2 separate regions of the Homo sapiens genome follow, and region 1 is linked to region 2. A link is a loop called in an ENCODE intact Hi-C map of the cell type or tissue named here. Cell type or tissue: tibial artery. All regions are shown on one strand. Links, peaks and the distances in the headings refer to the core of each region. The heading gives the core; the rest is flanking DNA. Region 1 overlaps NBDY (negative regulator of P-body association). Region 2 has its middle 11 kb from the start of KLF8.

The links. Hi-C counts contacts between places; a loop is a spot of excess contacts. Peaks named below come from ENCODE experiments on the same cell type or tissue, not always from the same donor. Only the 100,000 strongest peaks of a DNase experiment are listed, where the experiment ranks them.
Region 1: it touches region 2 in a loop (10-fold over the local background); 9 of 110 quality-filtered maps call a loop at or near these places.

What each region holds. Positions count from the first base shown.
Region 1 is chrX:56,730,760-56,744,384 of GRCh38, reverse strand. It overlaps NBDY (negative regulator of P-body association), which reads right to left. Exons shown (of 3, transcript NM_001348129.2): 2 at 12,186-12,322. It also overlaps the pseudogene UQCRBP1. Among named protein-coding and RNA genes, the nearest start is that of NBDY, 8.3 kb to the right of the region's middle. RefSeq lists a silencer at 10,663-10,742. In tibial artery, for the core only: a CTCF peak has its summit at 10,696 (motif pointing right); no DNase peak of the experiment used is centred there.
Region 2 is chrX:56,213,125-56,228,878 of GRCh38, reverse strand. It overlaps a transcript of KLF8 not described here. Among named protein-coding and RNA genes, the nearest start is that of KLF8, 11 kb to the left of the region's middle. In tibial artery, for the core only: a CTCF peak has its summit at 8,974; no DNase peak of the experiment used is centred there; H3K27ac peaks cover 4,049 bases.

The DNA of each region.
Region 1 (13,625 bases), core at 8,031-13,030, 510 kb before region 2:
CAACAAAGAAACATCACACTTAATCTGTACTGTAGACCAAATGGACCTAACAGATATTTACAGAACATTTCATCCAACGGCTGCAGAATATACATTCTTTTCCTCAGCACATGGATCATTCTCTAAAGCCACCATGTTAGGTCACATGACCATATGTTAGGTCACAATACAAGTCTTAAAACATTCAAAAAAATTGAAATAATATGAAGCATCTTTGACCACAATGGAATAAAAATAGAAATCAATAACAAGAAGAATTTTGGAAACTATACAAATACCTGGAAATTAAACAGTATGTTCCTGAATAAGCAGTGGGTCAATGAAGAAACCAAGAAGAAAATTGAAAAATTTCTTGAAACAAATGATAATGGAAACACAACATACAAAAACCTACGGGATAAAGCAAAAGCAGTACTAAGAGGGAAGTTTATAGCTATAAAGTTTAGTTATATATAAGTTTAGTTATTTAGTGCCTAAATAAAAAAAAAGTAAAACTTAAAATAAAGAAACCAATAATGAATCTTAAAGAACTAGAAAAGCAAGAGAAAACTAAACTCAAAATTAGAGGAAGAAAAGAAATAATAAACACCAGAGCCGAAATAAATGAAATTGGAATGAAGAAAACAATACAAAATAAATAAGTAAATGAAATAAAAAGTTGGTGTTTTGAAATGTGAAACAAATTTGGCAAACCTTTACCCAGACTAAGAAAAAAAGAGGGAAGATCCAAATAAATAAAACCAGAGATGAAAAAGGACACATTACAACTGATACTGCAGAAATTCAAAGGATCATTAATGGCAACTATGAGCAACTATATGCCAATAAAGTGGAAAATCTAGACTAAATAGAGAAACTCCTCTACACATATGACATATCAAGACTGAACCATGAAGATAATCCAAAACCTGAAAAGACCAATAAAAAGCCATAATAAAAAGTCTCCCAGTAAAGAAAAGCCTGGGACCTGATGGCATCACTGCTGAATTCTACCAAATATTTAAAGAAGAACTAATATCAATCCTACCTGAACTATTCTGAAAAATACAGGAGGAAGGGATACTTCCAAACTAATTCCATGAGGCCTGATACCAAAATCAGACAGAAACAAATTAAAAAAAAACAGGCCAATATCTCTGATAAATATTGATGCAAACATCTTCAACACACTACTAGCAAATCAAATTCAACAATACATTAAAAAGATTATTCATCATGACCAAGTGGGATTTATCCCTGGGATGGAAGGATGGTTCAACAGTGGTGATACATAGTATCAACACAATGGAGGACAAAAACCATATGGTCATTTCACTTGATGCTGAAAAAGCATTGGATAAAGTTCAACATGCCGTCATGATAAAAACCTTCAAAAATGGGTATAGAAGGAACATACCTCAACATAATAAAACCCATATATAACAGACCCACAGCTAGTATCATACCAAATAGGGAAAAACTGAAAGCTTTTCCTCTAAGATCTGAAACATGACAAGGACGCCCATTGTCACCACTGTTATTCAACATAGTACTGCAAGTCCTAGTTAGAGCAATCAGACAAGAGAAAGAAATTAAGGGCATCCAAATTGGAAAGGAAGAAGTCAAATTACCGTTGTTTGCAGAGGATTTGATCTTGTGTTTGGAAAAGCATAAAGATTCCACAAAAACTATAAGAACTGATAAATTCAGTAAAGTTGCAGGATACAAAATCAACATACGAAAATCAGTAGCATTTCCACATGCCAACATTGGGCAATCTGAAAAAGAAATTTAAAAGTAATTCCACTTACAATGGCCAAACATAAAATTAAATACCTAGCAATTAACTCAACCAAAGAAGTGGGAGATCTCTTTAATAAAAACTGTAGAACACTGATGAAAGAAATTGAAGAGGACACCAAAAAATGGAAAGATAGTCCATGTTCATGAATTGAAAGAATCAATATTGTTAAAACGTCCATGCCACAAAAAGCAATCTACAGGTTCAATGCAATACTTATAAAAATACAAAAAACATTCTTCACAGAAATAGAAAAAACAATCCTAAAATTTATATGGAGCCACAAAAGACCCAGAATAACCAAAGCTATCCTAAGCAAAAAGAACAAAACTGGAGGAATCATATTACCTGACTTCAAATTATACTACAGAACTACAGTAATCAAAACAGCATGGTATTGTCACAAAAACAGACACATAGACCAATGAAAGATAACTGAGAACCCAGAAACAAATCCACACACCTAACAAACTCATTTTCCACAAAGGTGCCAAGAACATACACTATGGAAAAGACAGTCTCTTCAATAATTGGTGCTGGGAAAACTGGATATCCATATGCAGAAGAATGAAACTAGATAGCTATCTTTTGCCATACACAAAAATCAAATCAAAATGTATTAAAGACTTAAGTCAAAGACCTCAAACTATGAAACTACAACAAGAAAATATGGGAAAAATCTCCAGGACATTGATCTGGGCAAAAATTTCTTAATTAATACCCCACAAGCAAAGGCAATCAAAGCAAATATGAACAAATGGGATCACATCAAGTAAAAAGCTTCTGCACAGCAAAGCAAACAGTCTATAAAGTATAGGTGCAATGGGAGAAAATATTTGCAAACTACACTTTTGACAAGAAATTAATAACCAAAATATATAAGGAGCTCAAACAACTCAATAGGAAAAAATCTAATAATTTGATCAAAATTGTGACAAAGATTTGAATAGACCTTTCTCAAAAGAAGATATACAAATGGCAAACAGGCATGTGAAAAAGTACTCATTGTAGTTGATCATCAGGGAAATGCAAATCAAAACTACAATGGGATATTATCTCACTTCAATTAAAATGGCTTATATCCAAGTGACAGGCAATAACAAATGCTGGCAAGAATGCGGAGAAGAGGGAATGCTTGTACACTGTTGATGGGAATGTAAATTAGTACAACCACAATGGAGAACGATTTGAAGATTCCTCAAAAAACTAAAAATTGAGCTACCATATGACCCAGCAATCCCACTGCTGGGTATATACCCCAAACAAAGGAAATCAGTATTATCAAAGAGATATCTGCACTCCCATGTTTGTTGCAGCACTGCTTACAACAGCTAAGATTTAGAAGCAACCTAAGGGTTCATCAACAGATACATGAACGAAGAAAATGTGGTATATATACATAGTGGAGTACTAATCAGTCATAAAAAAGAATGAGATCTAGTTATTTACAACAGCATGGATGGAACTGGATATCATTATGTTAAGTGAAATGGGCCAGGCACAGAAAGACAAACATCACATGTTCTCACTTATTTGTGGAATCTAAAAATCAAAACAATTGAACTCATGGAGATGGAGAGTAGAAAGATGGTTACCAGAGGCTGGGAAGGGTAATGGGTGGTGGGGGAGAGTGGGGATGGTTAACGGGTATACAAAAAGAATGAATAAGACCTATTATTTGATAGGACAGCAGGGTGACTATAGTCAATAATAATATAACTGTATAATTAAATTGTCTGTAACACAAAGGATAAATGCTTGAAATGATGGATACCCCATTGTACATGATGTGATTATTACACTTTGCATGTATCAAAACATCTCATATACCCCATAAATGTATACAACTACTAGGTACCCAGAAAGATTTTACAAAATTAAAAAGACCCAGCAAACAAAAAAAATTTACATTCAAAAAGATAAAAAGAGTTCCTAAAATTGTAAAATATGTATCTATTCTAGACTTGTATGTACATACTAACAATGCCTCAAGTATACAAAGCAAAAATTGTCAAAAGTGTAAGAATTTGACAAATACACAAATACAGTGGGAGATTTTAACTCTCTTGGTAACTGATAGGTCCAGCAAACAAAAAACTTAGGAATAGAGAAGATTTAAACAACACAGTTAAATTTAATGAACAGAACACTACACGCAAAAATTAGATACACAATCTTTCCAGGCACACATAAAACACTAGTTGATCATGTTCTCTAGGACATAAAGCAAGTTTCAACAAACACTAAATAATCATTATCACATAAGCAATATTGTCTTTTAAATGGAAAACAATGACAAAATGTTAAGCTAAAAAACAGCTATATACAATGACTTAGTTTCTAAATACTGTCTCCATAAAAGATAACAGAGGTCTATAGAGAAATGATTAATGGGGTAGGAAGTACAAGACAAGCTTGAAAGTAAGGAAGTAAAAAAATTTTAAAGTAAGTAAAAAGTGTGTTTAAGAATGATGACACATGTCAAAAGACAGGGGAGCCAACTTGAATGGGCAGCCAGTCACTAAATCTGAGACAATTTGGGTATTAAAATAAATAATAACAATAGGGTATTTTTAAAATAAAGTAAAAATCTATGTGTCCAAAGTAATTAATAAACAAATAAATGGAGAAAAAGCTCTACCTTGATGTAGAATATAAACTAATAAATGTACTAAAAATGATGGAGTTTGAAAATTACCATTTTGCATTCATCATAGCAATATCTGATTCAGTCAAGAATTATCAATGGATTTGAAAACCAGTGGATGATAATTTAATGAGGAACAGGATATTTACATAGTCTCAAAGTATCCCCAGCAAAATCATTAATTATAAAGAGGAAAATGATAACTGTAAAGTGGATTAATCTAGCAACTATTCACCACATTAACCAAGTAATCAAAGTTAACTTTACTACTAAAGGGTCAAACCAGCATCATGTACCACCATTATGATGCCCTGAGAACAATACATTACTTCTGTGGTGCTTTTGCTAATATGCGTACTCTGAATAATGGGGAAATGGCACACAAATTTAAATTAAAGGACAATCTATGAAATAAGTGTCCTGTATTTACCCAAGTGTCAATTGTCGATGTGTGATATTGTGATATATATATATTGGTTTTTGTCCATGGTTCCTGGCTTATAACTCCCAAATCTCTTGTTATTTCCTAAGTGACTAAAGAAATAAGCATATCTCTTGTTAAAGTATTTGGTCTTTTGTCTTTGGTTCCTGAAGCAGCTTTGAAACAGCTTCAGAGAAATAAAAGTGAGAGACAGTTTCTCTCTCTCTCTCTCTCTCTATATATATATATATAAAAATATATATATATACATACATATATATATATATATATATATATACACACACAAACACACATATATATGTATAATGTTGGGGCACTTTAGGCTTCACAAAACAGAATCTCTCTCTGACTTTCTCCTGCCCTCCTTTTACCTGCTTTTTTTTTCTCCCAAAGGCAAGCCATAGAAACTAAAAATATACTCTAATCTTCACCCAGCTTTCTGGCTTGGAGCTGGTCGTAAAGAAATTCTCTGACCTACCTAGTTTGACTGTGGGTCATAAGACTCCCATTTCAGAAAGAGTCCTGCCCCATACCCAGGAGGAAGGAATGCTGCACAGAGAAACCAAGAAGAATCTGAACAGACAAGCCTTGCTGGGTTTCTCCACCAAGTCTATTGGTATTAGATCATACCCTTTAGTCCAGTCACATTTCTACATGGTTGTTCATGCTTCATTAGTGCCTATCAGATAAAGTCTTCATAAAAAGCACAAGAGGACAAAGTACAGCTGAATTTGTGGAGGATTTCAGAAAGGTGACAAATAACTCATCCACATGCCAGGAGGGTGGCACACCCTAACTCCACAGGAATGGAAGCTCCTGTGCTCAGTAGCCTTCCAGACCTCACTCTATGTATCTCTTCATCTGGCTGTTAATGGGTAAATGTAAGTAAGTGTTTCCCTGAGTTCTGTGTGTTGTTCTAGCAAATTATTTGAGCCTAAAGAGAGAGGTTGCGGGAACCCTAACTTGAAGCTGGTCAGTTAAAAGTTCCAGAGGCCCAGATTTGAAACTGATGTCTAAAGTTGAGGCAGTCTCGTGGGACTAAGCCCTCAATCTGTGGGATCTGATACTTTCTGTAGGGAGATAGCTTCAGAATTGAATTGGATTGGAGAACACCCAGCTGGTGTCCACTGCAGAATTGTTTACTTGCCTGTCGGTGAGAAAAAATCCCAATACATTTGTTCACAAGCTTTCTGTGTTGGTTGCTGTGGTACAAGAGCCAAAGAAAAACTTTTTTTCCACACAATCAGTGTCAGAAGTGGGGTTGTGAGAATATAATGAGAGAAACTAAGTTTGTTTTTCTATAAACATAAAAGACAAAGAAAGGTCAAGGAATTGTTCCATATTAAAAACTGAAGAGACATGACAAGTAAATGTAATGCATCATCTTGGATTAGCACTTTGACCAAGGAAAGAAAATAACCACAAAAGACATTATTGGGACAACTGATAACATTGGAATATGGCGTAGATTATGATATTGAAACAATGTCAAATTTCTTGATTGTGACACATTTACTGAGGATGTATAAGAGGAAATCATCATTCTGAGGAAATACACACTGACATATTAAGAGGTAAAGGAGAATGATATTTGCAAACTACTGTCAAATAGGAGAAGGAGGAGAGGAAGAGAAAAACAGAATGATAAGGCAAACGTGATAAAATGTTAATTGGTGAATCTGGGTAAAGGACATTCTGGGAGTTCTTTGTAATATTCCTGGTTTTTCAAGTGTGAAATTAAATAAAAATAAAAATTTTAAAAACACAAATATAAAATTCAATAATAACTACATCAATAAATATCAATAACCACACTTTTTCTATGTATTTAATGAAAGAAAATGTTTTATATTGCCAAATTCTGTTGGGATGAGCAGCCAGTGTATAATTTTTGTATCTTGTTATAAGAAGGATTAAAAAAAATTAAAGCAGGTCAAAATGGCTGGCAAGCAGGCCATTTCAGCATCAGGCAAGTGGCTGGATGGTATTCGAAAATGGTATTACAATACTGCAGGATTCAATAAACTGGGGTTAATGAGAGATGATACAATATATGAGGATGAAGACATAAAAGAAGCCATAAGAAGGCTTCCTGAGAACCTTTATAATGACAGGATGTGTCACATTAAGAGTGCATTGGACCTGACCATGAAGCATCAGATCTTGCCTAAAGAGCAGTGGACCAAATATGAAGAGGAAAATTTCTACCTTGAACTGTATGTGCAAGAGGTTATTCGGGAAAGAAAAGAAAGAGAAGAATGGGCAAAGAAGTAATCATGTAGTTGAAGTCTGTGGATGCAGCTGTTATGAAGATGGTTAAACTTGAAACAAACAATTTTAAGAATTATTTGGTCTGCAGATGTTTTACTTTAAATAAATGTCTATTGTAATGGCTGGAGTTATTCCAAACCTTATACTGAATAACTACTGAATCCATTTACTGTTAAATTTTTTTCCAAATTTTCAAGATGTTTTTAGTAGTGTTTAACTACTTCCTGGAGCTCAGAGGCCACTTTATCAGTTTTCCTCACTGGTTGGATAGCCCATCAGTTTATGTAAGGATGTAACTTCCATGAGTTATAGCCTTATGGAAGCTACTAAATAAAAAAGGGGGTATGCACCCCCTAGTTTGCCAGGATTGAAAAACAGCCTCTTCACTGCTATCCAAATAGATTTGATTTTGCATCCTATCATTTAAAAAGAAATTCTGTATGCACTCCAACATAGGTATACTTAAGTAATATATATACTCCTGTGCTAACATGTAGACTAGAAAACAAAAAGTAGACATTAGAAAAATAGAAGTACAAAAACAAATCATACTTTTCCCCATATCCCAGTGACTTTTCCACTTTGGAAATGATTGTTATAAAGTTTAAGGGTTGGATACTCATCAGTTAAAAGTTTTAAGATTATAAGGTAATTTTTAAAAATATAAATTAGAATCATTGGCCGGGCGTGGTGGCTCACGCCTGTGGTCCCAGCACTTTGGGAGGCCGAGGCAGGCAGATCTCCTGAGGTCAGGAATTTGAGATCAGCCTGACCAACATGGTGAAACCCCGTCTCTACTAGGGATGCGGAAAATTGGCCGGGCATGGTGGCGGGCACCGGTGGTCCCAGCTGTTTGGGAGGCTGCGGCAGGAGAATTGCTTGACCCCGGGGGGCGGAGGCTGCAGTGGGCCTAGATTGCGCCACTGCACTTCAGCCTGAGCGACAGTGGCTCTGTCTCAAAAAAAAGAAAAAAATAGAATTATTCAATGTTGTCATCATTTCCACCCCTAAATTCTGAAATGCTTTCTTTGGTGGAGGTGAGAGTGTGGAGCCACAGCTAGTAGAGAAGGAACAGTAGGATATGCAGCCTCCCTGGTTTTCCAGGACGAGTCATTGCTGCGTGCGGCAGGAATGCCTTACCTCAACTAACAAAACAGTGTGAAAAACAAATTTGTGTTACATTTAAAATTTGTAAAGCAACGAGAAATGTGTGTATCATAAAGAGCATATTTAAATTTTTGCTAAAATATCAAGTCTCATATTCCCTAGGAACCACCCCCCATTTTTTTTTTTTTTTTTGCTAGTCAGATTATTTTTCTAAACCTATCTTGAAATCATGTCAATTTTCTTTTGTCTGGTTCAAGACAACTAAATCACTTGATAATGGTTTTGCTCAGGTCACATTGTGACAAGGTTTTAGTGTAGCCCTACTTCGCAGAAGGAGGCAGAAAAGACGGACTGTCTAGAACCCCCTTTAAAAGCATTTGTCTATTCAGAAAATTTTCCTGAGTAGATCTCTCCAAAGTCTCTTTTAATTGTGATTTCAAGATCACTTTTGCAGGACTCTGGTCTATTTGTTCAGACATCTACTGTGCACAATTACAAGGAGACTAGAACTGAGGCATCTCAAAGAGCACTGTCAAGGTGTGTAGGGAGCCGGGTGGGTGGAGGGAGGCTGGGCTCTGACCCTAGAAACCATGCTTATGAATGCTGTTAATGTTTAAAGCAAGCCTAAGGGCACTGCTGAAGGACAGGGGAACAAATAGAATGGACCAAGATTGAGGTATAACAAGAACTCCCAGGCTATCCACCTGCTCAAGGTAAAAAGTGTGATATTACATAGGGCAACCTCTGATTTTGTGAGAGTTCTTCCTAAAGTCACAGTGTATGCCTATTCTATGTTTCCAGATTACTTCATTCTTCCAAACGAGACCAAGTGTGCAAAAGTTCTTTGAACACTATATCAATGTTTTGTGTTCATTATAAATTATGGTTATCGTCCTGCTTGTTATGAAGACTAAGAAAGTAGATCTAGTATTTGGCTCACATAGGTGAAAAGGTGAGAATTTGTTAATCCATCAGTGAAGTCCTTTCATTTGAAAGAGAGGGCCTTTCTATTATCAAAAGCTGTCCTGTGTGAAAAATCACCATGAAAGTACCTGAAACACACAGGCTTGTTGTCCTGTAGACAGAATGGTAGAGTGATTCAGAGCTAATTCTGGGTTAGACTGCACAGGTCTGAATCTATTTGCTCACTGTGTAGTGCTTTAGGAATACAATTTAACCTCTCCGTGCTTCAGTTTCTTTGGCCCTAAGATAGAGCTAATGATAGAAACCAACTTTACACAGTTGTGAAAATTAACTGACTACATGTCAAACAGTCTCTGGCACATAGTATGCATAATGTAAATTATGTGATGAGAAGCGAGAAAAAATAACTTGGGAAAACACTGAATATCATCAAAGTTGAATAGCTAACCAGTAGCTAAAGTCCAAGGTCCCCTCTCTTCCTTCTATGTGGCACTCTTGTTTTTGGTCCATCTACTCCCCTTGGGTGTTACCTCCTTGAGTGAAGTACCTGCTGGAGATGAGAAGAGTGGAACTGGATCTGCATGACAGCTTTGATTAGGATGGAGCTAAGACTTGGTTATCTCCCTGTTTTGTGTTTTGGATGGGTGACATTTTAAAACTGCCAACATTAAAATCTTGCTAATTTGCTTTGTACAGTTTAAAATGTTTGATATCTTTTATTGTTTAAAGTTTGAGATTGGTTTTGAATATATGGTTTTCCTACATCTTGAAGAAGGATATGTTTGTTTGCTCTGAAGTGGTCTATGTTCTGTTTTTCTATTTTATTATACTTTGCAAAAAACAGATGGCTGGCTTATGTTCACTGTTGTAGTGCACTACCTAGTATCACTCAGCCTTCCTGTTGTCAAGGTGTAGGAAGCAGTGTAAGGGATGTTGGGCCTTCAGACCCCCAATTGCCAACTCTGGTCCTAGTTCCAGATTGCATGGACATATTTGATAACATTCCTGCACTGAGTTATCACGGTCTGAATATTTATGTGATGCTCTACGAGTGGTACCAAAATGTTAGTGATGGAATTTTCACTAATGGCACCTTTTCCTGTTTTTAAATTCTAGAATCTTAATAAATCCAAAGTGTACATTTTGGTAATGATTTCATTTAGCTATTTACTCTAAGGACTGCCTTTTAAAGCATTAACTCTGCAATAACTTTAACTTATGAAAAGATTCAGCAGTAAGAATAAAAACTAGGCCAAAGCACAAAGTAATAATCCTTCACAAATAAGATGGAGTTATAAAAATATGGGCATCCTGTGTGTAGCTTTGAAAATAACCGAAGTACTTGGAACTAAAAAGTTAGGTGAACATAAAAATTGTCATAACCAAATCCTTGACAGCTTGATGGATGAAAAGCAGATGGGTTTACACTGTATGGGAGGAGGCATGGATTTTAGGAAGGACAGCATCAGAGAGGGATGGTTAGAAAGTGAACAAGACACATTGCTCTTTGGAAAACAAGGAAAGTCCCTTAATTAGAACAAGGCATGAAATTCTGCCACTAGGTGGCGATGCCCTATAACTTTACAACTTAGGGTACATCACACCAGCACTATGGAAGGTTTCTCCATTCTGCACCCCACCAGCTCCCTCCCCTCCTTCATTTTTCAGGATGACAACACCTTAGAGGTTTATGGCCATCAGGAGAGTTTACTACTAAGCTATATACTGATCTAATGAAACCTAATATATGTTGTGCAATGAATTATGAGTTATTTAGTTTCAGGATTTTATTAATTCAATCAGTTATGACCATATTTCCTTTTATATGATTGTTCACTCTTTATACATACCAGATGACTGTATAAAGAACATCTAATAAAGTCTATAGATGTAAAAAAAATTAAAAAAGAAAAATAAGATAAAGTTAAACTAGAATGGGAATAATGTAATGATTTCATAATATATTTTTTAAAAAAGGAATCCCATATGATTAGAAATTGAAAAAAAACAAACCATGGGTCAAAAAAATCATAAGAGAAATTTAAAAATAATAAATATTGAATGATAAAAATACTATATATAAAAGTCTGTGAAATATTTCTAAAGTGGTAGAAGAAAATTTATAGTTCTAAATTCTTATTTTACAGAAGAACATTGAAAATTAAGATGCTAAAGATTCAACTCAATAAATTAGAAAAAGAACAATAAAAGGAAAGTAGAAGAAAGTTCAATATAAAAATAAAAGTCAAAATGATTAAAATAGGAACCAAATATCCAATGACGAGGCTCGATGAAAGCAAAAGCAAGAAATACATTAGAAAATTGATTATTGTAATTTATCACATGGTCACACTGTGATATTAATGGTGAAGAAAGGATATGAAAGTGGCAGTACATATAGACGGGAAAAAACTTCATAATATTTGTAATAAAACCTCTCAGCAAACTAGGAACATTAAGAAAGTTCCTTAACTTGAGAAAGACAATCTACTAAAAAAGGTGAAACTTTTGTAGAATTTAGGAACAAAATAAGGAAATCCTCTACCAATGCTGTTGTTCCTCTTTGTACTGAAGATCCTAGCTAGCACAGTAATATAAGGTAAAGAAATATTGTAAAGAAACTGTCATTATTCAAAATATAATTAATTAACAGATAATCCAAGAAAATCTATACATTATTAGAATAAACAGAATTTAAGAAGGCTCCAGCATATAAAATAAATATACAAAAATATCAATCATGTTCCCATTTACTAGAAACAATTAGAAAATGTAGTTAAAAAGATGATATATTTCACAGTAATAATAGAAACTATAAGTACAAGTGAATCTAACAAAACATTTCTTCAGATTACACTATTATTATGAATATGTTTTCATATAATGTAGAATATAGTTTCAATTTTATCATTTGCTGCTATCTTTTTGAGTTTTGTTTGGCTACTTTTTAATGTGTCAAAACCAACTCTTTTTTTTCTCTTCCTCCTCTTAATAATTTTTGGTAAAGAGATTACCTTAAAAAGCACAACTTCCAGGTTCAGGACACCAGAAAAAGCAGGGTAGCATTGTAAATAATCTTCATTGTTTTCACCAGGTGAACTATTATATGAATGCACCAGGGAAATGGAGTCATACTGCAATCACTCAAAGACTGAAAAATAGTAAAAAATATTGTGGCATCATTTTTTCTGTTTTTGTCCATCTCTTTGTCCCTTGGTCTCCTCAAATCATTATCCTTCCCATACCTCTATTTCAATGATTTATTCCTATAAAACAGTTGTATACATAGTATTAGAAGGGATGTATTATATAGAAGTTTAGAGCATAAACTCTGGAATCAGGTGTTCTGGGTTCAAAGCTCAGCTCAGCTACTTCTTGCTGTGTAACTTGTGGCAAGTCATACAACTTCCCTTGGTCTATACAAACTTCTCTAGTAGAGTTGTGATTAAATAAATTATAACATGCAAAGCCCTTTAGAAAATTGGCACATAAATCTTCAGTAAATATTGGCTATTATTACAATTATCAGTGATTTGAATCACTTGGAGGGGAAATTATGTAGCTACTGCACTTATTGTTTTGTTCTTTTGTTTTCTTTTCTTTTTCCTTTTTATTTTTTAAAATTATTTATTTATTTATTTTTTACACCGAGTCCCGGTCTGTCGCCCAGGCTGGAGTGCAGTGGCATGATCTCGGCTCACTGCAATCTCTGCCTCCTGGATTCAAGCGATTCTCCTAATTCAGCGTCCCGAGTAGCTGGGATTATAGGCACACAACACCATGACCGGCTATTTTTTTTTTTTTTTTTTTTACTTTTAGTAGAGATGGGGTTTCGCCATATTGGCCAGGCTGGTCTCGAACTCCTGACCTTAGGTGATCTGCCCACCTCAGCGGCACAAAGTGCTGGGATTACAGGCGTGAGCCACTGCGCCCGGCTGCTCTTTTGTTTTCTATCTGAGCAATTTTCTCCCTACTCCCTGCAACCTTCCACTCCACTACCCCTTTGAATAGAGGTAAACATGTGAGAAGTAAAACTGTATGGAATGACAGGGAGATGCTTTCAAGTAAAATAGATTTCTATTTTTTTTTTTCTATGCATTACCACCAAACCCAATGTCTAAAACTTTTTTGGTCGCCAAAGTTGTCCCATCATTCATTGATTTATTTATTGAAATATCTGTTTCACTCCTATTATGTACTAGGCACTATGCCTTGGCCATCCATCCCCTACAGCTCTCAGAATAATTCCTACCCATTGCAAGGGCTTCATAAAGGTTTACTGCACGAATGAAGAAAAGATGCTTCTCTCCTTTGAATTAAAAGGATCTATAAAACTTGGGTCAGATTCAGTTTTATAATTTGCATTCTATAAAGTTCATCTAAATATCAGAGATTCCTTTTCTGATAGTAAGAATAGGAATCTTAAAATACAAATAGTAGCACTTGATGGATAT
Region 2 (15,754 bases), core at 6,003-11,002:
CAAAAATGTAGCTAAAACCAGGGCATAGTTCAGACCTAGTGGGAACAAAATTGTCCTCCTCACCCACTTTTCTTCTTATTCCACAGTTCCCCAGAGAGCATATTCCTTCTGCGAGCTCAGCTAGAAGGAGACCTTTTGCCCCTCCGCTAATGTTGAACCAGTGTTAAGTTCCTCACATGTCCCAGAGGACAGCACTAAGGTTACTGCCAGCAAAGGATAAAGATATTTTGGAGAAGGAAATCTAGTTAGCTGAGAGAAGAAAGCCTGGAAGGAGATTGCGGGGATAAAACAATGATTTAGATTGCAAACTGTGCAACCCTGGGCAAGTGCCTTCACATCTCTAAACATTTCCTCACCTATTTCTTTTAAAGATATTACTTCACAGAATTGTCAAAAAGATTAAATAAGATGCAGAGGTGGCTTTACAGTAAAATTAATGAAGCTTAAGCTTTACGCCCCTTTCCAAGACTCCAGAAGGGATCAAACATTGTGTTTTTCTTAAAGATGGTCCCCAAAGTGGTATAAGCTTCCAGCCCCACAAAACCTAGATTGGCCGCCAATGAGATTATAGCCTACAAAGCACAGTGTCTGGCACAAAGAAAGCTCTCAATAAAGGTTAACTAATATTCATAGCAATGGCAACTGTGAAAACTACCAGCTTTAGGTTGAGTCTCTTTCTGGTCATAGATATTGAGAACATGCTCCTGTGTTCCCCATAACCCTTGCCACTGTATGTATAAATAAACCAGTTTATAAAAATCAGCAACTAAACTGCTTGCTTGAGACATTCAGAGGCATGATTAAATTTGGTTTAGGAATGGCCAATGGGCCAGAAACATGTGGCCAGGGTTTGAAATTCTGGCACCGCACCATCCCAGACAAGCTCTAGCAGGCCTGCTGAGTCCTATAAATTTAGTTGTGCCTCAGGCTGCTATCTTTATGAGCAAGGAGCTTGACTAGGTGTGTGTGTGTGTGTGTGTGTGTGTGTGTGTGTGTGTGTGTGTTGGGGCTAGGGGGTTGAGTATGTATGGGTTTTTAACTCCATTTTAGACCCTAGATACCACCACACCCATAAATTGGAGGAGGGAAGAGGGAAGAGACTTTATAATCAACAATCAAGTCAAACCAGAAAAACTGCACCTGCAGAAAAGGGATAACATCCTTGGCCTTGTCCCCAAAGTGTATATTCCTGAGTCAGGGCAAGAGTCTATTGTGTATACAAGAAAAAGACTTGCAGGCTGGGCACCGTGGCTCACGCCTGTAATCCCAGCACTTTGTGAGGCCAAGGCGGATTCATCACGAGGTCAGGAGTTCGAGACCAGCCTGGCCAATATGGTGAAACCTGGTCTCTACTAAAAATACAAAAATTAGCCAGGCATGGTGGTGCACACCTGTAGTCCCAGCTACTCAGGAGGCAAAAGAATTGCTTGAACCCGGGAGGCGGAGGTTGCAGTGAGCTGAGGTCGCACCACTGCACTCCAGCCTGGGCCACAGAGTGAGACTCTGTCCAAAAAAAAAAAAAGAAAAAGACTTGAATTACTGCTTTAATATTAAACAAATAAATATATGAGATTGTCTAAGGAAATGCATAAATAGAACAGGAACTTTTTTATCACTGAGCTAATCCAGAGAGGCGCCAGGGCTCTGAAGGCCCCCAAAGGCAAGCTCATGCTTATCATCCTTGTGTTACTTACCACAAGCAGCTCTCACTTCCCCAACAGAGGGGTGGTATCCATCTTTCACTGTCCCCTAAGCCAACAGGAGATTGGCCTTCACCCTTCTTCCCATTGCAGTCTTATCACTTCCCTCAGAAAGTAAAAGGGAGAGAATAAAGAGGGTGGGGAGGATGTCTTTGGTGCTTTCTTAAAACCTTTCTGCCAATACACCTATTGAAGTACTGCAGCCTCATTTTTCATTTCCTCTGTCCTTTGTTTGCCCAAATGGCCTTGCATTGTGGTAGTCCTTTTCTCTCAAGTCAATACCACAAATATAGTTGGAGCAGTTTACCCTGGAGCCACAATAACAGGATATTCCCTTCTCAAGTCAGGCCAGCAGGGTATTTAAAAGAGTAAGCCAGGCAGATTAGCAGTAGTGATTTACTTCCTAAGGTGAAATAAATTATTTGATCCAAGATAAGAGTCTAATTAGTATGTTATGGGGATATAAGCAACGATACCTGTTTACATGATATAAACACACAACTAAATGGCCAGGAGTATGTGAACAAGTGGGGAGAATATACACAAATATACTGAAAATAAAACAATGCATACATACATACTAGCAAGATTTAGTCACCCAATCACAGAATGTTGGTGTAGGAAGGACTCAAAGAGGTTATTTCATCCAGTGGCATTCATACCAGGTGATTTAGGTGGTACATAGATAAATATTTTCTAATAGTATATATTTATCTGTATGGTTACCTTCTATTTATGGAGAGTAAAACTAGCTTTCCATTTATGGTAATGCTATTTTTGATGAAATTTACTTAAGTAAAACATGTCAGTGTATTTAAAGAAGCATATTAAGTAAATAATGATATAGGTAGTACTCAGATATGGTCTAAATCATGAAGTTAAAACATAAATAATTGAACTTTAGCAAACCATGATTGAATTAAATTCTACTCCCAATTCAGGAGTTCCCTTATTTAGACACCTAGATCTAGAGGAGAGTCTAACCCCGAAATCAATAAATATGAAGCAACCTTGCCCCCTCCTCCTGTGCCCATGGCAGAATTGTGAACAGAACATGGCATTTTTCCACTGAGCCTAGGTGAAGCCTTCTACTCTTCTTCCTTGAACCTCCAGTTTGGGCTAATGGGCCCTCTTCTGACTCTTACAGCACTCTGACATATTTCTCTCAGAGGGCTCACTGCAATGTAGTATACCTCTCTTTTTATGTGGCAGTCTTATCCATTTGACTGTCAGCTCCTTGAGGCCAGGAGTCTAATAGTAGTTCAATCATCTTTATGCTTTCAACTCTGAACACACTGCCTGTCATATGACAAGTAATAAAAGTTTGTAGAATGGAATAATTTAGAGCTGCAAATGCCTGGATGTGAATACTGACTTCGCCACTTACTAACTGTGTGACCTAGGACAAGTTACTTAACCTATCTGGGCCTCGGCTTCCTCCTTTGTAAAGTGAGCATAATGATAGTACTTACCACACAGGATATTGAGAGAATTAACTTAATACATGTACATAAACATGCTTAGAGGAGTACTTGCCACAGACTAAGCACTGTATAAATTTTTGCTATTATTTTGTTGAACTGAAATATGCCTCTTTGATATTTCCACCTATTGGTCCTGTGACTCATCCCTGGAGAAACATAGAACAAGTCTATTCCTTCTATGTCATGATCCCTCAAAGGTCTCACCTTCTGTCCTCTCCCATAAATTTGCCTGATTGCATAATCTATCTCTTGCATAACATAGTTGTCATACCCCCTTACCACCTATTAGTTGGTTGATCAGAGAAAAATAATAAAGACCCCTAGGCCAGGGATGCCATCTCACAGAGACCAAGGTGCTTTACCATATAGTTTACCAGGTAAACAAGTGCAAGGGTGAGAATAAATGTCTCTATTACCAGAAAGCCAGAGATGGAAACAAAGGACGGTCACCCCAGATTTAAATATAATAATGAAAAAATTGAAAAGATCTAAATGTTTAATAATAAGATATTGGGTAACTAAATTATAGTACACCCATATGATTGATGCACTGCTAGGGTCTAAGTATATGTGTGCCCTTCAAATTCATATGTTGAAATCTTAACTCCCAATGTGATGGTATTAAGAGGTAGGGCCTTTTGGAAGGTGATTAGGTTATGAGGGCTCCACCTGCAAAGATGAGAATAGTGTCCTTATAAAAGGGCTTCAGGGAACGAGTTCACCCCTTTTTACCCATCTGTCCCTTCCTACATGTGAGGAGGCAGTGTTCATCCCCTCTGGAGGATGCAGCAACAAGGCACCATCTTGGAAGCAGTGAGCCCTCACCAGACACCAAATCTGCTGGCACATTGATTTTGGACCTTCCAATCTCCAGAACTGTGGTAAATAAATTTATTTTATGTATAAATTACCAGGTCTGGGGTATTTTGTTATAAGAGCAGGAACAGAGTAAGAGATAGACATTATATAGCCATTAAAATTTAAGTTTTTCAAGAATTCTCAATCACTACAGAAAATATTTGTATAATAATATTAAGTGTAAAAACAGGACATAGTATAGTTACACTATCATTTACATTTTATTAGACCGACACACATGCCATTCAACTTTGCCACAGAAACAAACACAGTTTAGCATTAAAACAAAGGATAGCTAGTAGGATTATAAGAAAATTTTATCTTACTTAAAAATTTTTCTATAAAGATCATGTATTGCTTTTATAATAAAAAAATCAAGTTGGACATAGTACTGTAGTTGTAGGTAGCTGAAGGATTATGGTGGTTTTTATTTCCTTTATTATACTTCTTTGTTTTTCAAATTTTCTATGACAAATTTGTAGTTTTGATATAATTAGATAAAACAAGATGAACTGTTTTTAAAGCAACATCTTATCATACTGTTCATTTACCTAGGTCATATCAGCTTCAGGAAAGAATACTCAAGGAGCACAAGTATGTAATACTAGTAACAAGACCCACCATAACATTTCTTACCTGCACTATCTAAATGACCTCCTAATTGGTCTCCCTAACCGTTTCTGCCCTCATGCACTGCAGCTAAAATTTACCATTCCAAAATCAGAAATTTCTCAAAGGTGTCTCATTGCCCTCAAGATAAAAACTAAGCCAGACGCCATGGCTTACTCCTGTAATCCCAGCACTTAGGGAGGCAGAGGCAGGAGGATAGCTTGAGCCCAGGAGTTCAAGACCTGCCTGGACAATATAGTGAGACCCCATTCTCCACAAAAAGAAAAAAAAAGACAAAAAAATAACAAACAGGTGTAAGATAAAAACTAAAATCTCTTAATGTGATCTACAAAAAACAACAACAAAAAAGCCTTCAGAAATAGCTTGTGCTTTTCTCCCTAGAGATGAGTCTCCCCAGCCAGGATTTGCCACTTGCTCAAGACAATGCTTTGCAAGGCAAAGTACACAAATCCTGGCTACATCTTTCTCTCTGCTTAGAAATTTGGCTTAGTAATAATAATCACATTTTGTAATTAGGTATGTTATGTATTTGTGTGATTATTTTTTCTATGCCTATCTCTCCCACTAGAATCCTTACTGTGAAGGCAGAATCTAGGTGAACTTTACCCACAAATGTGATCCATTGTTTGAAAGAGAGTAGTTGCTCAATAAATATTTGCTAAATTCACCGACTGGCTAACTAAATGATATCCTCATTTGCTTTTTATTGCAGTGTTCATGTCTGATTTCTCTGATCTACAAAGCTCTGAATGTGCTGGGATGGCAAGGGGCCATAGTATTGGGGGTAGGTTAGATTGTAGTAAGTTATTTATTCCTATTAATGATAATTGGAGTAAGAGTTTGAGGCTGAAATTAGTCTACATTTCTGTAATAATAACTAACGTGAATAGTGTGCTTGCTGTGTGCCAGTCATTGTTCTAGGTGCTTCACATGTAGTAAGCTATTTAATTCCTATGAGTACCATTATCCCCATTTTACAGAGGAGAAAATTGAGGCAGAGAGAAGTTAAGTGAGTTTGCCAAGATCACATAACATATCACTCCTTTCAGTTGTTTTGATTGTAGCGGGGTTCAAAGAACATGGACCATAGTGAGAGGTGACAGCCTGCTGGCAGCCCTCGCAGCCCTGGCTCGCTCTTGGCGCCTCCCTGGCCTCCGTGCCCACTCTGGCCGCACTTGAGGAGCCCTTCAGCCTGCTGCTGCACTGTGGGAGCCCCTTCCTGGGATGGCTGAGGCCAGAGCCAGCTCCCTCAGCCTGCCGGGAGGTGTGGAGGGAGAGGCACAGGCGGGAACCGGGACTGCACACGGCGCTTGCGGGCCAGCTAGAATTCCGGGTGGGCGTGGGCTGGGCTGGCCCCGCACTCGGAGCCGCCGGCCAGCCCCGCTAGCCCCGGGCAGTGAGGGGCTTAGCACCTGGGCCAATAGCTGCTGTGCTCGATTTCTCGCCCGGCCTTAGCTGCCTCCCCGGGGGCAGGGTTCTGGACCTGCAGCCCGCCATGCCCTGCCCCCACGGTGGGCTCCTGCGCGGCCCAAGCCTCCCCAACGAGCGCCGCCCCCTGCTCCACCGTGCCCAGTCCCATCGACCGCCCAAGGGCTGAGGAGTGCAGGCCCACCATGTGGGACTGGCAGGCAGCTTCACCTGCACCCTGCTGCTAGATCCACTGGGTGAAGCCAGCTGGGCTCCTGAGTCTAGTGGGAGCTTGGAGAACCTTTATGTCTAGCTGGGGGATTGTAAATGCACCAATCAGCACTCTGTGTCTAGCTCAGGGTTTGTGGACACACCAATCAGCGCCCTGTGTCTAGCTCAGGGTTTGTGGATGCATCAATGGGCACTCTGTATCTAGCGAATCTGGTGGGGACTTGGAGAATCTTTATGTCTAGATAAGGGATTGTGAATACACCAATCGGCACTCTCTATCGAGCTCAAGGTTTGTAAATGCACCAATCAGCACTCTGTGTCTAGCTCAAGGTTTGTAAATGCACCAATCTGCGCTCTGTGTCTAGCTATCTAGTGGGGACTTGGAGAATCTTTATGTCTAGCTAAGGGATTGTAAATACACCAATCAGCACTCTGTATCTAGCTCAAGGTTTGTAATCACACCAATCGGCACCCTGTGTCTAGCTCAGGGTTTGTAAATACACCAGTGGACACACTGTATCTAGCTAATCTAGTGGGGAGGTGGAGAACTTTTGTGTCTAGCTCAGGGATTGTAAACGCACCAATCAGCACCCTGTCAAAACGGACCAATCGGCTCCCTGTAAAACAGACCAATCGGATCTCTGTAAAATGGACCAATCAGCAGGATGTGGGTGGGGCCAGATAAGAGAATAAAGGCAGGCTGCCCGAGCCAGCAGTGGCAACCCCCTCCGGTCCCCTTCCAAACTGTGGAAGGTTTGTTCTTTTGCTCTTTGCAATAAATCTTGCTGCTGCTCACTCTTTGGGTCCACACTGCCTTTATGAGCTGTGACACTCGTGAAGGTCTGCAGCTTCACTACGGAAGCCAGCGAGACCACGAACCCACCGGGGAGGAACGAACAACTCCAGATGTGTCACATTAAGAGCTGTAACACTCACTGCGAAGGTCTACAGCTTCACTCCTGGGCCAGCGAGACCGTGAACCCACCAGAAGGAAGAAACTCCGAACACATTCGAACATCAGAAGGAACAAACTCCTGACACGCTGCCTTTAAGAAGTGTAACACTCACCGCGAGGGTCCGCAGCTTCATTCTTGAAGTCAGTGAGACCAAGAACCCACCAATTCCTGACACAATAGGACATGACATGGATCCTCAGAAATGAACCCTAGAGGTCTGGATAAGGAACTATTATAAACAAGTTTTGCCAAATGAAAATCCTTTTTGCATGTTCATATTTGTCCTTGGCCACTCTGTGTTGGAATAAGGCCAGGGGAGGCGCCTCTAATCATGACCGAAGTAGGAATAAAACAGGAGGCACTTTTCCAAGGTGACCAAAAAAAGCCATTTGCTGTAGAACTATTTTTTAATTTAAAGTTTACTTCAGAACTAGTTCTGATGATTCCAGCCAGTATTATTTTTTCCCATTTTAGAGCTCCAGAAATGCACAGATTTATTTTTTCCATGAAATAATCAATATGGCTTATTATGCTTATGTGCAAGTAAGGAAGTATAATTTAACTTAAATTATTTTGCCGAGAATATAAATTAGTATATTAAAAATGGAAACCCAAAATGTCAGATTCTTTATTCAGATAACTATATAAACTATGACAAAGCACAGAATAAAAACATGAGAATTGTATAATACACATTTGTGAGAGAAACATGAACACATTTGATAAAATAAAAGGCTTATGTGAATAATAGCACTTTTTTTGTGAAAAAGAAGTGCCTCTCAAAGAATTAAGAGTCTATGACAGCACTTAAAACTTCAGTATCTGGGCTGGGCACAGTGGCTCATGCCAGTAATCCCAGCACTTGGGGAGGCTGAGGCGGGCGGATCACTTGAGGTCAGGAGTTCGAGATCAGCCTGGCCAACATGGTGAAACCGGTCTCTACTAAAAATACAAACAGAATTAGCTGGGTGTGGTGGCGCATGCCTGTAGTCCCAACTACTCGGGAGGCTGAGGCAGGAGAATCGCTTGAACCTGGGAGGCGGAGGTTGCAGTGAGCCGAGATAAAGCCATTGCACTCCATCCTGGGCGACAGAGTGAGACTTTTTCTCAAAAAAAAAGAAAAGGAAAGAAAAAAGAAAGAAAAAAACCCACGAAAAACAAAAGCAAACCAACTTCAGTATCTTATGGTTCTCACACTTTAGCATGCATAAGAATTCCTGGGAGTTCTTGATAAAACACAGATTGCAGGGTCCCACCTCCAGAGTTTCTGATAGAGTAGGTCAGGGGTGGAACCCAATAATTTGCATTTGTAACAAATTCCCAGGTGATGCTGATGTTGCTATTCTGAGGACTAATAGCAATGATTGCAATTCTTGGAGTACTAATGGCCTAGGTCTTGCTCTTTAGGGAATAGGAATATATATTCTGTTATTCTATTATTGCTCTACAGGTGTTATAAACCGACAAGTGATCCACAGGAAGTACATTTTGTAGATCTTTAGCGCAAGGAATATTTTCTATCTTTAATTTTTTACATCTCCATTTTATGAAAGCATCTAATAATAATAGCTATCAAATTAGCACTATACATGCATTACTTCATTTACTCCTCAGTACAACGTTGAGATTCCTATTTTACCCTGAATAGGAACTGAGTTATTATCCCTGTTTTATAGCCAAGTACATACCAGATTGTAATCTCTACTGCCCCCCAATGTTCAGAGTTAGTCTCAACCTTTTACCAGTTTTTCTTTTCTTTTTTTGAGACAGTCTGGCTGTGTTGCCCAGGCTGGAGTGCAGTGGCACAATCTCAGCTCACTGCAACCTCTGCCTCCTGGGTTCAAGCGAGTCTCCTGTCTCGGCCTTCCCAGTAGCTGGGATTACAGGCACGTGCCACCATGCCCAGCTAATTTTTGTATTCTTTCAACAGTTCTGAATTGAAGTAGGGGGGCAAGGATGGGAAAAAGTGGGAGAAGGTGAGGACATTGGGGAGAGGATAGGGGTCAGCAGGCATCTTCAGCACTGGTCCCTATCTGAATATTTCTGGACACTAGCCTCGTGATAGCTAAGAAGCACTTTTATTTTCATTTTTTCCATTTATGGAAGTTATTTTTAGTATAGGTCAAGAAACAAGCCTGGCGCTTTAGCAATGGCCCATTCCCAGTTGCTAATATTTAGGGCTCAGAACCTCTTGATTTTAATAGTCTCTATGCCCGCACAGACCCCTCCTGCTGGAGAAACTGTCATAATTGGCCACTAATCATCTGTGTTTAATGATACTCTACTCCTCAGAGAGGCCTCAAAAGAGGTTTCTTTCATGGACTATCACAGATGGGTCCTGAAAAATCACTTGGTCAAGGCCTCAAATTCCCAAAAGTTACTAAATTTAAACTTCGCCTTTATTGCCAAATCACAACATTGAAATAATATTTCTTTTTTTCTGAAAGAATATTTCATCATACAAATTCAAACGTGGAGCCTATGATTGGACTACACGTACTTCTACAGCACATTATGACATTTATATTTATATATAAGAATATTTTTATCATCTTGTAAATAGAATTCTATTATGTGTGCTTGTTAAAAAAATGTTGTTTTGTTTAGTGTGAAAATTTAAAATATGCCACAATTTTGAAGACACTATTTTTGATAATTCATTTAAAAAATATTATGAGAATCTCAACAAAAAGAAGTAACACAAATTCCTTTGACCACTGTGAGGTCTTGGCCTCATGCTGTTAACCTCTTCCCTAAACCAAATGGATTTTTTAATCTCACATCTCTACTTTCTCAAGGTGAGAGCCTAATCTAATCCTCAAAAAGCCTTTTACAGCTATACAAATCTGAGTGGATAGTTTCTGAGAAGGAGATTTGCCCCTTTGGGACCTAGTGTAAAATTAAAAAGTTGAATTTTTCATTGGTTTTTAAACCTTCCTTACTATTTATGACTAGTTACTGTAAAGCAAGATAGCAATTGTATGTATCAGTAAACATGTGTTAGGTTAACTTTTATGTTCTAAGTTTGACTATATCACTAGTACATGATGGGTTCCTTTGACTGTCATAATATATTGCTCAGATGGAATGATGATCTGCTTATAATAAAAGAGAGGAGTTACTGGTTTTAAGAGGAGACTGGTGATATGTTTATTGCCAGTTTTGTACACAGGAAACAGTCAATTTATTTAGGAGTTCCTATCACAGAACATGTTTTGAACCAGCGAAAGGACTGTTTTTATCATACCCCAAGATATATCTGTTACTGAGCAGGACTGTGCTCTCCATCACTCTAACCCGGACCTCTTGGCTCAGCTCCCAGAACTCTAGCCTAAGTATATTACCTCACTATCTCCTGCTTGTAGTAGGGGTGAGTTTACATACTTTATCTGATATTTCAGACATTTATAGAGTTCTAAAATAATTTAATCAAAAACATCAAAGTTCTTTTATCCCTGCCCCTTGGAACAGGTTATCTTTGGATCCTCTTTACACAGATGCAGGCACAGGTACAGGTTTTCCTTTCTGCTGTTGGTATGTAAAACAAGTCAAATGATTCTGCCTCACACTAGTGCTACTGATGCAATGGCTGCTCAGTAGTCGCATCTCTGACCTGACTAGTTTCTGAGATTCTGCAAATTCCATCCCCAGTAGTGATTCCACTCTCACCTGGTCTGCAGCAAGTGACCCCAGCTATCACCAAGGGCCTGAAGCTTGGACCTCTACCCACCACTCGTCCTTCTTCAGGGTAGTGCCCTTACTTTTTGCTATCTATCCACATTCCCAATCCTAATTTACTTCTCCATTTCAGCGTTCTGCCTGTCAAAATATCTGCTTCTGCTCTAACTCTTGAGTTCAACCAATATCTTTAGCCTTTTAAAAGGTACAATTGACAGCCGGGTGCGGTGGCTCACACCTGTAATCCCAGCACTTTGGGAAGCCAAGGCAGGTGGATCACAAGGTCAAGAGATTGAGACCATCCTAACCAACATGGTGAAACCCCGTCTCTACTAAAAATATTTTTTAAAAAATTAGCTGGGTGTTGTGGCATGAGCTTGTAGTCCTAGCTACTCGGGAGGCTGAGGTAGGAGAATCGCTTGAACCCAGGAGGCAGAGGTTGTAGTGACCCAAGATCGCACCACCGCACTCCAGCCTGGTGACAGAGCAAGACTCTGTCTCAGAATAAAATAAATGAATAAATAAATAAATAAATAGTACAATTCAGAATGGCATGGAAGAATCCTGGATTCTACAAATCCAATTAGATGGAACCTGAAGCAATCAGCCTCTAATTTGGTTCTATCAGGAAAACACTACCAATAATGAGCCCTTTTACCATATTGCTGGTTTCTAGTGCATGCTACATATGAAGCATTACCAAGATGTGGCTCACTATTCTTGAGTATGCCTCCAAGATAGGAAGTCAATGAGTACTAATTTTTTCTTAGTTATGCTCTCCAAGTAGGCAGCACATATTTTCACTAACTCTGTAAAACAGTCATGCACATATTCACATTCCTGGCTACCATGGGCCAGGAGAACCAGATTCTGAGCAACATTAAGGCCTTTCCCTCTTAAAATCCAGCTATTTATTAAACAGACAGACATCTGTTTGGCACATACTATATGCTATGAGAGAGATGTGAGCTAGCAGGGGAGATCAAGGAAGGCTTACCTGAGGTTGAATAAAAGCTAGCAAGGGAGATCAAGGAAGGTTTACCTGAGGATGAGTAAAAGCTAACAGGGAGGGAACAGGAAGATGGAACCTCATAAGCAAAGTCCCTGTGGCAGGAGGGACCATACATGTTCAAAAACAGGAGAGGCCAGAAAAATTGGAGGAAAGTGAGCAAGAGGACATGTAGTATAAGTAGCTGGCTGGAGATAAAGGAAGGGGCCACACTATACAGGAGTTTATAGTGATCCTAAAGAGTTTTGTTGGCTTGATGTGGTGGCTCATGCCTGTAATACCAAAACTTTGGGAGGTCAAGGTTGGAGGATCACTTGAAGACAGGAGTTCAAGACCAGTCTGGGCAGCATAACAAGACGATGTTGCTAAAATAAATAAATAAATAAATAAATAAATAAATAAATAAATAAATCAGCAGCCAGATATGGTGGTATGCTCTACTGGAAAAGCTAAGGCAGGAGGATCACTTGAGCACAGGAGTTCAAGGTTACTGTGAGCTATGATCATGCAGCACTCCAAGCTGGGTGACAGAAAGAGACCTCTAAAATAAATAAATTAATTAAAACAAAGAGCTTTGTTGAGGAGCCACTTAACATTTTAAGCAGAGAAGCAACATGATAAGACATGCATTTTGAAAACATATTTTTGGTTGCATCATAGAGAACTGATTGGAAGGGGATGTGGCAAATTAGGGGAGACCAATTAGGAGGCTGGTGCAGGACTTCAGCAATAAAGGATTACAACTTACACTAGGTAGGGGAAGTGAAGATGAAGAGAAGTAGGCTGATTTTAGATAAGTATAGGAGGTCCAATCCACAAAGTTAGGGAACAGATTGAATACTGAAGGTGAGGGAGAGGGAAGTGTCTAAGATGATTCTTAGAATTCTAACTTGAGCAACTGGATGAATAGTGGTGTCGTTCACCGAGAAACAATTAAAAAAAACATGTTTGGGGAGGGAATATTATAAATTTGGTTTTGGATGACTTGAGTTTAAGGTGCCTTATAGGCAAGGCCAAGTAAACAATTGGATATGTGGATTTCTTTCTTTTTCTTTTCTTTTCTTTTTTTTTTTTTTTTTTTTTTTTTTTTTTTTTTTTTTTTTGAGACAGAGTCTCACCCTGTCTCCTAGGCTGGAGTGCAGTGGCATGATCTTAGCTCACTGGAACCTCCACCTCCTGGGTTCAAGCAATTATCCTGCCTCAGCCTCCTGAGTAGCTTGGATTAAAGCTGCTGGCCATCACACCTGGCTAATTTTTGTATTTTTAGTAGATACAGGGTTTCACCATGTTGGCCAGGCTGGTCTTGAACTCCTGACCTCAAGTGATCCACCTGCCTCGGCCTCCCAAAGTGTTGGGATTACAGACATGAGCCACCGCACCCAGCCAGCAATTGGATATGTGAATTTCTGAGAAGCTGTATGCTCACTATGGAGGACCTAAACCTCATAGAGCACCAATTGCTTCTGGAGACCTCAAGTCTTGTTTTACTCTATATAAACACACTTTTCTGAGCCTCGACTTGGGCCTCTCTTCCAAAAGTATTTTAGAATGAAATGAGACTTATTTAGTTTGGAGCCAAGCATTGTTTTATCTTTTGTCCAAGAAACTCTCCTGAATCCTCCATCTAATTCTTATTGAATTAATTAGCCATCTCTACAATAGTGATGACTGGCTCATTTAATATACAGATCACCAATGCAACAGTGGTAGTTTCAAGCTGTCACTTACATTCCCTTAATAACAACAAGGGCAGCACTTAATATGAGATGCTTAATTGAGCACTTAATTGAGCACTTAATATGAGATGCGTCTTATTTGGTAAGCTCTAGGAGATTCCAAATAAATTAAGACCTGGCCACTGTCTGCAAAAGACTCATAGTCTACTGATCAACTTGGCCGCTTACCTCTGTCTCATAGTACATAATTTAGCAATAGTTTTCTAAATTGGAAGGATAATGACATGTGCTGAGCATAACACCTGTTATGTGTCAAATATAAAATGGGTTATAAGGTTCAAGATATGTTTATGCAAGGAAGGCAGTATGAGGTAGTGGTTAATAGTTTAGACTTTGGAGTTGGACTGCCTGGATTCCAATCCTGGCTCTGTGATGCTGAGTAAATTTTTTAACCACTCTGTGTTTTGGTCTTTTCCCTTGTAAAGTGAGGCTACTTGCAGTACTTATGTGTATTAGTTTGCTAGGGCTAACATAACAAAGTACCACAACTGATTGGCTTAAACAACAGACATTTATTGTCTCATGTTTGAAAGGTTATTGGCCATCTTCTTCTTATATTTATTCGCATCATCTCTTTAAGCATGTATCTGTGTCCAAACTTCCCCTTTTCATAAGGATACCAGTCATGTTGGATTGACTGAGGTCATTCATCCACCCTCATCACCTTGTTTTAACTTAATTACATCTGTGATAGCCCTATTTCAAAATAAGGTCACATTCTGAAATACTGGGCATTAGGACTTTATCATATGAATTTGAGGCAGGGGTGTGACACAAATCAGTTCATAACATTATGTCATATAATTGCTGTGAAGTTTTAAAGAGATAATCCACAAAGTACTTAAAACAGTGATAGGGACAGGAGGCAGAGAAATTCTAGGCAGAAAAAGCTGGGGTCCCTGGCAAGGGCCCCACCCTCAAGCCTGGAAGATCAGCCCAAACTGAGAACTTTATTATCCCCATTTTCCCACTCAAATGTTGCCTTTTCCAAAACCACATCTGGCCCCCCTCACCCCCCATCCTATACCCATAAAAACTCCAGGCTTCACTGGCAAAGAGCAGAGAAGGGGAGAAGAGAAGAAGCAACTGAACATCAAGGAGAAGCAGTTTGACTTCAGAGGGACGGCTTTATGGCAGGACTTCAGAGAAGAGTCCAGCTGGAGATGGCTGAACTTCAGGGGAAGCATACCTTCCTGCTCCATCCCCTTTCTAGCTCCCCTTCCTGCCAAGAGCCACTTCCATCAGCAATAAAATCCCCTGAATTTACTATCCTTCAATTCGTTTGTGTGACCTGATTTTTCCTGGATGCCAGGCAAAAGTTTAGGATACAGAAGCCTGTCACACTGATCCTGTGCCCTTGTGAAAAGGCAGAGGGTCCACTGAGCCATTAAACATTTAAGCCATCTGCAGATGGCAAAGCTAAAAGAGTGCTGACTGTAACACTCCTTCTGGGGCTTCTGGGGTGACAAGTACCCCCCACCAGATGTTGTCTTAATATTAACTACTAAGCTGTATGTTACCTAATTTAATGCTTACATCTATGACCCATATGAAATAGGTCATTTTAGGCCAGTTGTGGTGGCTCATGCCTGTTATCCCAGCACTTTGAGAGGCCAAGGCGGGTGGATTACCTGAGGTCAGGAGTTAGAGACCAGCCTGGTCAACATGGTGAAACCCTGTCTCTACTAAATATACAAAAAATTAGTCAGACGTGGTGGTGGGTGCCTGTAATCCCAGCTATTCAGGAGCCTGAGGCAGGAGAATTGCTTGAACCTGGGAGGCAGAGGTTGCAGTGAGCTGAGATGACACCATTGCACTCCAACCTGGGCAACAAGAGTGAAACTGTCTCAAAAAAAAAAAAAAAAAAAAAAAAAAGAAAAGAAAAGAAAAGAAAAGAAAAGAAAAGAAAACAAAAGAAAAAGAAATAGGTCATTTTAAAAGATGAGAACAGGAGACTCAAAGTCACACAACTAGTAATGGTAGAGTTACTATTCCAATATAGCTCTGATTAATCCCAGAGCTGATGCATGTTTCACTATACCATAAAGCATCACCAGGTGACATA